2 separate regions of the Homo sapiens genome follow, and region 2 is linked to region 1. Evidence: chromatin loops called from intact Hi-C (ENCODE). Cell type or tissue: B cell. All regions are shown on one strand.

Region 1 (5,000 bases):
CTTGGACTTGTAGCTCCAGAACTGTGAGGAAATAAATTTCTGTTGTTGAAGCCACCCAGTCTGTGATTTTTTTTATGGCAGTACTAGCAGATTGATATACCTTCCATCTAGTTGCCTGAAAATAGGGTCTAAGGTACCATGCGTAAATAAAACATATCTGTGGTACCTGTGGTGCCAAAGCAGACATTTTGTATTTTTGTGGATTATCTGGGGACAGACACAGCTCTTACAGCTGAATAGAAATTCTCCCGATAGTGTCTGAAGTGGTTGTAAAAGTTGTCAGAGTGAGGGGAGTGGACAGCCGTTATTTTTGTTTGCCTACATTTATTTCTCCTTCCCCTCTAACATCACAATGGCTTTCCTAGAATAAGTGAATCCTCCCTCACTCTTCTCATGCTTAGTCCACATGATTTGGGTATGGCTGACTCCACCCCATGGCTCTAAGTAGGGCAGGTGACTCAGACCTGGAAGGAGGAGTACAGTAGCCCCTGACAGAATGATTACTCAGGAGAGAACGTGTGACCATCACAGCCATTTAACATCCACTTTTTCTGGAACTGCTGGGAAAGAAACATGAAATTTCTGTTGGATTTACTAATGTGAGAGCCTGTTAGTATGGAGCTGCTTGGGACCATTTCTCAAGGAATTATGTCAAAACAGAGGAAGCCCAAGTCAAGAAGAGACTAGTGTATTTCTGAAAGCACTCTTACAGGAGCAACATCCAGTGATTCTTGGGCCTAGACTTGGACTTTTCCGTTACTATCGCTGATACATTAGCCCATTTTTGCATAAGCCTGCTTGAGTTGAATTTTAGGCTCTTACAGAAGGAAGAGACATTTTGGTTATCACTATGGCTGACGCTTAAAAGAGAGATTTAAAATTTCAACTCAAATGCCCTCTCCCTTCTCACAATTTATCCAAACTTCTATTAAGCTTCTATTAAGGCTGAGTTCAAGTTATACATTCTCTGTGGGTAGCCTCCTCCTCTGGACTGTCATGTGAACCGCACAGCAAGAGAAGCAATGTAGAGGCACTGGGTTTCACAACACATGCAGTCAATTACCTGGATGGGGGCTAGGGGTCGCCAGGAGTTTAAGGACTACTTTTTAGAAATTTATTTGTTTGTCATTTACTAATTGTAGTGAGTTGAACAATGTTCCCCCCCAAATCTGTGTCAAACCAGAATCTCAGAATGTTATTTGGAAATAAGATCTTTGCAGATGTAGTTATTTAAAAATCTCAAGACGAAATTATCCCAGATATAAGGTGGGCACAAAGTTCAATGACAGGTATCCTTATAAAAGAGGAAAGGACACAGAGACCCAAGAAGAAGGCCATGTGGAAAGAGGGGCAGAGTTTGCAGTTATGTTGCCACAAGCCAAAGAACACCAGGAGCCACCACAAATTGGGAGAGGTAAGGAAGAATTCTCCCCTAAAGTCTTTGGAGGGAGCATAGTCCTGCTGACGTCTTGATTTCAGACTTCTGGCTCCCAGTGTTATGAGAAAATAATTTCTCGTTTTTAGACACCAAATTTTTTTATTATTTGTTATGGCATCCATATGAAATGAATACACCAGTGAAGCTATAAAGTATGAGAAAGTGGGGAGAAAGCTGAAAACTCTAAGAAATGACTTTGCTGGAGAAGGGGAAGTTCATGTCAAAGTTCATTAGCATTGAGATAAAAAAGATCAGTGCTATTCCCCATACACTGTACATTCTCCCTTGTGCCTTTATCCTAATTAATCAGATGCTGACCAGGCTTTGTATATTATCTGATGGCCATTCTCAGGAAAAGCAAGGATTTGCTGAGCTTTTGCACTTTTCTGAGATGGGGAAGGCACTGAGAAAAAGGGCGCATGACGATTTTACTACAGAAATTCTGCAGTGTGATTTGGCATCATGACAATTTGGCCATCTGCTTTGTGGAGGGAGTCCAGCACCATCAACGAGACAGTGTAATTTCTGTCACTTCTTAGAGAAGCATCCTTGTAACACAACAGTCCTTTGGTGGGTTCATTGTGTGGCAGTGTAAATTTTCATGACTAGGGTCCTCGTCCATCCTGGTTTGCCTCAGACAGCCCCAATTTATGCCTGTTGTCCTGGCTGAATTAATTACAGCCCTCCCTTTTTCACTTTGAAAAGTGTCCCTGTTTGGATGATAAATTATATAGCCACCTTAGCTATGACACAATCTCTCATTAAAAAAAAAAAAAAAAAGCTGTAAAGCTTTGCAAATTGATTTACTTTCATTTTCTTGCCAACCCCACAAGATTACTTACAATGTTTTGGAAATAGTAATTACATTTTTTTTTAAAGAGAGTTTTGCCTGGGAGTTAGAAAAGGGAAGTTCAAAAAGGGAAGTCTATGCTGTCTGTTTCCTAAAGACTGTTTCGCTCCTCCACAGCAGGTGCCCCCACCAGTGCCTCCCTACCCGCTCCCAGCTTTGGTGGCAGAGCAATGCCTCTATCCAGTGAAAGGAATTTGGCTGCTTCAGCAAGGTGACAACTGCACACATCCATATCTGCAAGGCAGGTGTAAGCTGGCATTTTGCCCAAGTCTAGCCAGACAGCTTCATAAATCCTGCCCTTACCACAGCCCGAATTACTTTTCATGACACAAAGCCAAGCTGTGTTATTCACCTAATGCCCCGATTTACAGTTCCCAAGACAAAAGAACATACAGATAGAGTTTCAGGGCTCTGTTTGCCTTCACGTTTATCTAAAGGTCAGTTTCAGGTCACGCTCAAGAAACCTGACAAATGGTGGTGAATAAACCTAAAAATAAATTAAATGCAAGTGGGAAACTTAAGCATTCCTTATTCTTGTGCCAAAAGAAAACTCAACCCAATTGACATTCTTTTAATATCTGAGATAAACAGCTGTTCTCTTATTCATGGCATCGTAGGGAATTATCATGCTCCCTTCAGCTCCTGCGCACATGTACATGTGTGTGCTTCCACATAAGGTACCCACATGTACACACATACACACGTCTCGGCGCAGTTCCCGTTTAGGTATTTGTTCTTGTGTCTTTAAGGACCTGAGTTCATGGAAGACTTGAGGGTCCTCAGAGTGAGAACTGCTCTTATCTGGAACAGTGCTGTGGTTGCCCAGGAGTACCACTCATGTCCTGCCAGGCTCAGGGGCACTAGGACGTCAAGCAGAAATCTCATCACTCTATGAACGAGAAAATCAGACCAACAAATGCCGGTCCTTGGAGAGAGATAATTGCTCATATGCCAGATTCATGAAGGTGAGAGTTGAGCAGTTAACCTGAAGAATGCTTCATGCAAATAGGCTTAGAACTGCGGAACAAGAAAGTGCTGGAGCCCCACCAACTGAAAATACCTCTGCAGAAACCTCAAGACCTCAACAGTCCATTGCCGAGTTGTTGGCCATGACAGGGCTTCTAGAGCAGCACTTAATTTACCCTTGGTAATTCTAAGGAAAATGATAGACAACAACAAAAAACCCACCTTCTGCCCTTCAGAAAACTGCAATAGACTTTGAGATCTACCCCACTATGCTGTGTTTTTCTATATGTAAACCTTCTCTATGATGTAGATTTTCCTTCCTCCCACTCCATCCCCAAACCCCCAGCCTCGCTTTTCTATTCACAAGATTGGGACAGAAATTTCACTAAGAGAAGTAAGACACTGCTGGAGAAGAAACACACTGAGCCCATCACATTTCACAGTGGGTTTGTAAATTCCAGCTGCCTCTGTTAGGGTTACAGAACAAGCCCAGAGTTGTTTCTAAAGACATAGTCAAGTAAAACTCATCACTGTCAAGCTTCTGAATGCAAGGAAGAAGTGTGGCAGATGAATGTGTTTCTGTGACTGGTTTGAAAACCTGCCATATGGTTTGTGGACAGTAGCATTTGGACAACTGAGGTATAAAGGAGTCTTATGGCACCATCAGCAGCCACATTTGCTCACTCTCACCCTCTCAGCTCTCACTTGTCCCACACGTACAGATGGGGCCCTACTGCAAGACTTTTTGGCTTTCCTCCTAACAGCTTCCATTGACTTACAAAGAGTGCAGGCTGGAAGCACTGGGATTTCATTCCCCCAGAGAGCAGCCAATGGCACATGGGAGTTGGTGGATATATACCCCAGTGGTGAGAACTCTGAGATATGTTTTACACTGGCTCTCAACAGTCCCCAGTGGGGTTATGCCCCCATTGCCCACCATGATAACTGGCTCAGTAGGGCACCGTTTAGCGGCTTCTTTACCTTCCCTCTCTCATTTCCTCATCCCACTACTGGTGCTACTTGGATCCCCTCACAAATAAAGCACTTGTATTAAAATCCTTATCTGGAGTCAGATCCTGGGGGATCCCAGCCTAAGAAAGCACACTATGAGGATATCTGTGAAAAGGCAGGTGGAACTACATAGATTATGTGACTTGTGTCTGAAGAGTGAGCCCCATAGGGCATTTGGAAATGGCACAGAGGATGTGCCCTGGAGTATCCACATGTATTGATGGAGGTTATAGAATGTGAACTTCCAGATGCAAATGTACTAGTAAAAAGTGCATTATTTGTGTGCATGTGCAAGCCAGGGAGTGGGGATTGTGGGGAGAGACTAGGAGGTAAGGATGTCTCATCTTCCATTATTATTAGAATTATGACTGAGAAGACAAAGCATCACTTTGAGATTTGTCTGTGTGTTTGAAAAGGCGGATGAATGTTATTAATGTATTCCAGGAAGTACTGAACACCAACTTGAAGCTTTTATCCGCTTTTCTTTGCTCTAATTTCTAAAGCAAAAATGTCTTTCCTCCAAATACTCTATTAAAAGAACGTATGAAATTAATGAAACACATCATTACTTTTACAATGGCCAAATTGTAGATTTGTCACAGTACAGAGATGGAAACTCATTAAGCTATTGTGTTTCTGCTTCACATTTTATAGTGCATTAGAAGAAAAAGAATTTTCCAAACCTACCAAACCTTCTTCTTTTCTATTGTCTTTCCAAAACTTCTTTTATAGTTT
Region 2 (5,000 bases), 650 kb before region 1:
ATTTGCATGGAACTTTTCAGGAATTCAGCTTTGTACAAAGGGCCTTGTGCAAAGGATTAATCCAAGAACACAGGCTTTTTTAGTGCCTTTACGATGGTCTCCTTTCTTTGTGGCTTATTTTTGTGCTTTAAGTGTCTTTGGAAATGGGATGAGAGGAAATCAGAGAACTCTTATGAACAAGATATGAAAACACTGATCATTTACTGCCACTATTTAAAGCACACACAGCTCTCTGAGCAGTGAAAGATGTCAGCGGCACTTTTGAAACAGATTAAGTATCTGTGGCTCAGCAGTAGGACAGGTTTTCAAAGAACACAACTGAGGCTAAGTATGTGACAACTGATGTGGTGTGGTAGAAAAGAGTCCCTGTGTCTGCTCCGCCTCCACCAATATCGCTTAGCTATGGAACTCTACACAGTTCAAGGCCTTTGAGGGAGGAATTTAATTTGGCTTCATAACAAAAGAAATTTAAGACATTGAGTAGAGTAGTTTAATTATATTCCATCTTTACATACTCAGTACCTTCTGTTTTGCTTTGAAAACTGTCATGGCTAGAGAATGAAGTTAAAAATAGTCACTGCTGTTTAAAGCGTATTTTACACATGTAGCTGTGTACATTCTCTTGCTTTGTGACCTGCATATAGGGATCCTTCTGGCAGTCAGACACGAAGAGTCAGTGACCCCCTTTCCTCTCCACCCCAAAGCAGTACCATGCAGAACCCAGATTTTTTTTTTTTTTTTTTTTTTTTTTTTGAGACAGAGTCTCTCTCTGTTGCCCAGGCTGGAGGGCAATGGTGCAGTCTCGGCCCACTGCAATCTCCGCCTCCTGGGTTCAAGCAATTCTCCTGCCTCAGCCTCCCGAGTAGCTGGGATTACAGGAGCCGCTACCACGCCCAGCTAATTTTTGTATTTTTAGTAGAGACTGGGTTTTTCCATGTTGGTCAGGCTGGTCTTGAACTCCTGACCACAGGTGATCTACCCGCCTTGGCCTCCCAAAGTGCTGGGATTACAGGCGTGAGCCACTGCACCGGGCCTTGGATTTTTGGCATTCTGGAATTTTGGCATGGTGGGGGTTCTGGCTGGAGGTGGAAGCATCCGTCTTGGCCCCACTGGCCTTGGGGCCAGAGCCCTGGTCCATCCCCAGGCCAAGTCCTACCAGATCAGCTGCTAAGCCTGAACAGCACTTGAGGGCAGGGTTGGTCTTCATACCTGATAATGAGAAAGTGGAAATGGCAATATAATTCCCAGTCTGTGCATAACGGTAGTTTTAGAATTGGATGATTTAAAACAACAACAATAAAACAAAAGCTGAGCTTTGGTTTCAGTAAGGTTTTAAAGTGAGGTTTCTGAAGGGATTGTATTATTTGCTTGCAAGCCTGAGATTCACTATTCTGAACTATGGGTAATAAAGGGTGATTCAGGTATATTGCTTCCAACATACAGAAAAGGGCCAGAAATTACCCATGGAGAAAGATTTCTTTCCATCTCATCTTCTATTTTACATTTAGAAGGGTTTGCGTTTGATGTTAGACCAATGTGGGGTCAAATTCTGGCTCAGCCACCGACCCTGAGTGACCTTTTAAGTTACTTAACTTTTCCCACGTTTCCTTTTCCTCATCTGTAAAATACTTCCCTTAACAATTTTGTAAAGATCAAAAGAGAGAATGCACAGTATAATCCCTCCTACACTATATGTGGTAAGACAGTTATAATTCCTCTATGTTGTATGTGTTAAAAAGTAGCTGCTGATGTTACTATTTTTATGAGAAAGCCCATGGACTTTAAGATCAGAGAGCTTTGGTCTTGAATTTCAGCTCCTTAGATAAAGTGGCCCATCCTCTGAGATCTTCAGTTTCTGCTTCTATAAAACAGGAATGTTGTGAGAATTAAAGGAGGCGGAAAAAGTCTGGTACCTTAGACCCTTTGTGAGAATTTGCCCATGTTGTTTTCTCAGCAAGCTGCAAAGCGTAAATTGCTTTGATCATGGTTCTGAAAGGAAGAGTTGTCTCCATCACATTTACGAAAAGGCAGAATTAGAAGTGACCAAAATTCAGTTGTTACAGGTTTGTCCTTTAGGGATGGAAATTCAGCCTCAATGATTAGTTCTGGAGAAAAGATCAGTGCCTAATTTAAGGAAATGGTTTTTAAAGCTTCCCCTGCTTTGCTAAAGAAGCAGTGACGTCAGGCAGAAAAAGGGTGGTTAAAATGCAAAGTAAGAGACTGCAGCAGTGGTCGCCTCTAAAGAGCTGTGATTTCCCCTACGTAGTAGTGGAGTCTCTTTCTAATGCTTTTTAAATGAAGAGGTGACTATGGGCAATCTCATAAAACAGCCCAATACCAGGATATGGAGAAAACGTGAACATTAAGTAATCGTGCCCCAGCATTCTCATAGACTATAACAATATTGGCTCTGAGCAAAGTAAAACACCATTCCCCCTCTGGTTGTTGGTGATCCCGGGATTGAGGGGTTAATAGCAGGATCGGTGTGGATATTTTTGGCAATAGACGTGAGAAAGCTGTGGCAAGCTTCCCTGTCAGGGTTTAGACCTGATCCCAGGTAAAGGAGGGAATCTCTCTGCCTTCTGGAGGCTTGCTTCTCGGCAGTCCTGGGTTTCGCCTTCTCCTTCTACCTGGCAGCAGAGCCACCTGAATGTCTCTTTGTTGGGTCTGGGTGGAGCAGGAGTGCTCGAGGGAGCACTCTCCAGCCCTACCCTGGCCACCTATCCTCACTGGCTGTCGGTTTCCTGGTACTGAAAGCATCACTGACCAACACAGTGAAATGCCCCAGTGATGAAAAGCTGTCCCCACCAACACTCCAGCTTTGGATCCTTCCTTGCCCATCAGCACTCAGGAAGCCCTTGAAAGAAGGTGAACGGAGAAAATATTGCCAGGGTTTCCCTGCAGATTGCCCGCCCCCAACCCAGCCCTCTGATTACACACACTAAGTGCCGCTCTCTGTGTAAATAACCTTTTCTTCCCTGCCTCCCTTCAGCCTCCCTGCTCCCCCTCCCATGCTCTTAGGCTCTCTCGCGTGATAAATAGCCAGGCTACTGCTCAGCATGCACTAACACCTGGGAATAATCATGCAAAAATAACAGTGAGAGACTGCCGCGCGTCTGTTCTTGACATTAACTTTCCTCGGTTTGACAGGCTGCCACCACCAGCTGTTAGACTTATGGGTCTTTTTTTTCCAGTGGAGATGGCTGCTTTCCTGCTTTCCTCTTTTTTTGGGTTCTAATAGGTTACATCAGTGTCCTATCAAGATGACAGAAAAGAGCTTTGACAAAGAAACCATTGCTAAAACAGGCCAGTTCTCTATTCTGATATTTTATTCCAGTTGTTAGTATTATTAGACTAATAATCCCCCACTGATTTTTAAATGAGGAATATCTGATTAGAACTATATTAGTGTTTCTCCCCTCAGAAAGGGATTTGTTGTTGCCTCTTGTGAATTGCCTTTGAATGTAGCAAATACTAGCATTTGGTCCCATAGGGCCAAACCACCTATCGATTTCAGGTCTCAGATATATTTGTAATAATGATACTAATATTGACAATAGCAATAGCCCCTGTTTATTGAGTGCTACCTTCTACCAGGCCCTGAGCTAAAGTTATTTGTATGATCTTCTGTAGTAGTCACATGAGCCAGATGTTATTTCCGTTTTACAGATGAAGGCACTGATTCCCCAGAGCGATCAAACTACTTGCTTAAGGTTTTGTAGCTAACAGTAGAGCTGGATTCCAACCCCCAGTGAAGACAGATCCCTGCCCCACCCTGTCTTCCATTAACACGCTACTTTTTGCTCTCAGGCCACCATGAAAGTTCCTTTGGTTGTAGTTCTACAATTATCCTTGTAATTTTGCTATATTTGTATGATTATCTGACCAGTGTCACAGTCTTGCCCACTACACAGTCAGTCCAGAAGGGCAGGGACCTGGTCTGTTTGGGCCACTCTTGTTCTAGCAGGTTGCACGGTGCCTGGCAAATGGCAGGTGTGTAGTAATTATTGGGTGGATGTGTGATAAGAGTTGAGGTGAGCTGACTGTTAGGGCAGCAGTGCATGAGAAAAAGCTGCAACTAGAGATTAGGAGGAGGAGATTCTGTAGTAGTACGGGACTCATCAGGGCCTTCATGGTGATCCCATCATTGCCATAAAATTGTAAAATGGAGGTGGGTTAAGCCAGTTGACTGCTGCCAGATGTCAGTGTATGAAAGAAGCAGTATTTCCCCAGGCTGAGCTTCTCAAGGTTAAGCCCCCTTTCTTGTATTTTTAACATACTTTAATTGCACTTAACCATGCATTTGGAGGGGATTATAGATTTATGTTAAATATAGTAGGATATAAAAAGGAGCTTTGGAAGGTTGGGTGCAGGGTTAGGGAACTATAATATCAGACCAGGGACTTTTAAGCCAGTGTTTACTGACCTAAGCACTATGCTGAGCATTCACTTTGCACGGATTATCTCACTGAGTCTTCACTGCAACGCTTGTGGGGGTAATTGTTATTATTACTCCCATTTCTTAGAACTAGACACTGAGTCTTAGAGAAGAGAAGCGCGGTAACTTGCTCAGGGTTCCACACAGCAAGTACTGACAGGGTCAGCATTTGAACCCAATTCTGTCTGCTAACAGAACCAGAGGTTCAAGTCCTGGTATGCTGCCTCCTCACTGGAGGGAGTCCTTGTGGAAACTGTTGCCACCCTCTGCCTTAATGACCTTCATTGGCTGAAGAAATTATGGTTCAGTGTATGGATCACTGACCTGAGAAACCAGGGTGCAGTGGAGTTGATCTTTTGTATAAGGCAAAAATAACTACTGAAAATGCTTTAAAATCCTCCTTTACATATGATACATGTGACTTCACGTTTGACACTGAGATACACAAGAGAACTGAAACCTTTTGGGGGGAAATTCTTACCTAGCAGAAAGAATTGGCCACACTCTTTGAATTACTTCCCTTCCACCCTTCTTCTGTTTCCCAGTGTATGTTGAACTCCTG

What was found. A loop is a pair of places that touch in the nucleus more often than their neighbours do. Peaks named below come from ENCODE experiments on the same cell type or tissue, not always from the same donor. Only the 100,000 strongest peaks of a DNase experiment are listed, where the experiment ranks them.
Region 2: a loop joins it to region 1, with 5 times the contacts of the local background. A loop is called at or near these places in 1 of 110 quality-filtered maps.

Annotation. Positions count from the first base shown.
Region 1 is chr5:124,054,848-124,059,847 of GRCh38, reverse strand. LINC01170 (long intergenic non-protein coding RNA 1170) reads left to right here. Exons shown (of 6, transcript NR_125774.1): 6 at 1-54. Among named protein-coding and RNA genes, the nearest start is that of LINC01170, 380 kb to the left of the region's middle. RefSeq lists an enhancer at 2,947-3,136. In B cell, no CTCF peak of the experiment used is centred here; DNase peaks (open chromatin) are centred at 2,407 and 3,167; H3K4me3 peaks cover 2,139 bases; H3K27ac peaks cover 2,463 bases.
Region 2 is chr5:124,704,924-124,709,923 of GRCh38, reverse strand. All of the region lies in intron 2 of ZNF608 (zinc finger protein 608), which reads left to right. Among named protein-coding and RNA genes, the nearest start is that of ZNF608, 39 kb to the left of the region's middle. RefSeq lists an enhancer at 91-830. In B cell, no CTCF peak of the experiment used is centred here; DNase peaks (open chromatin) are centred at 2,183, 3,663 and 4,893; H3K4me3 peaks cover 3,207 bases; H3K27ac peaks cover 2,845 bases.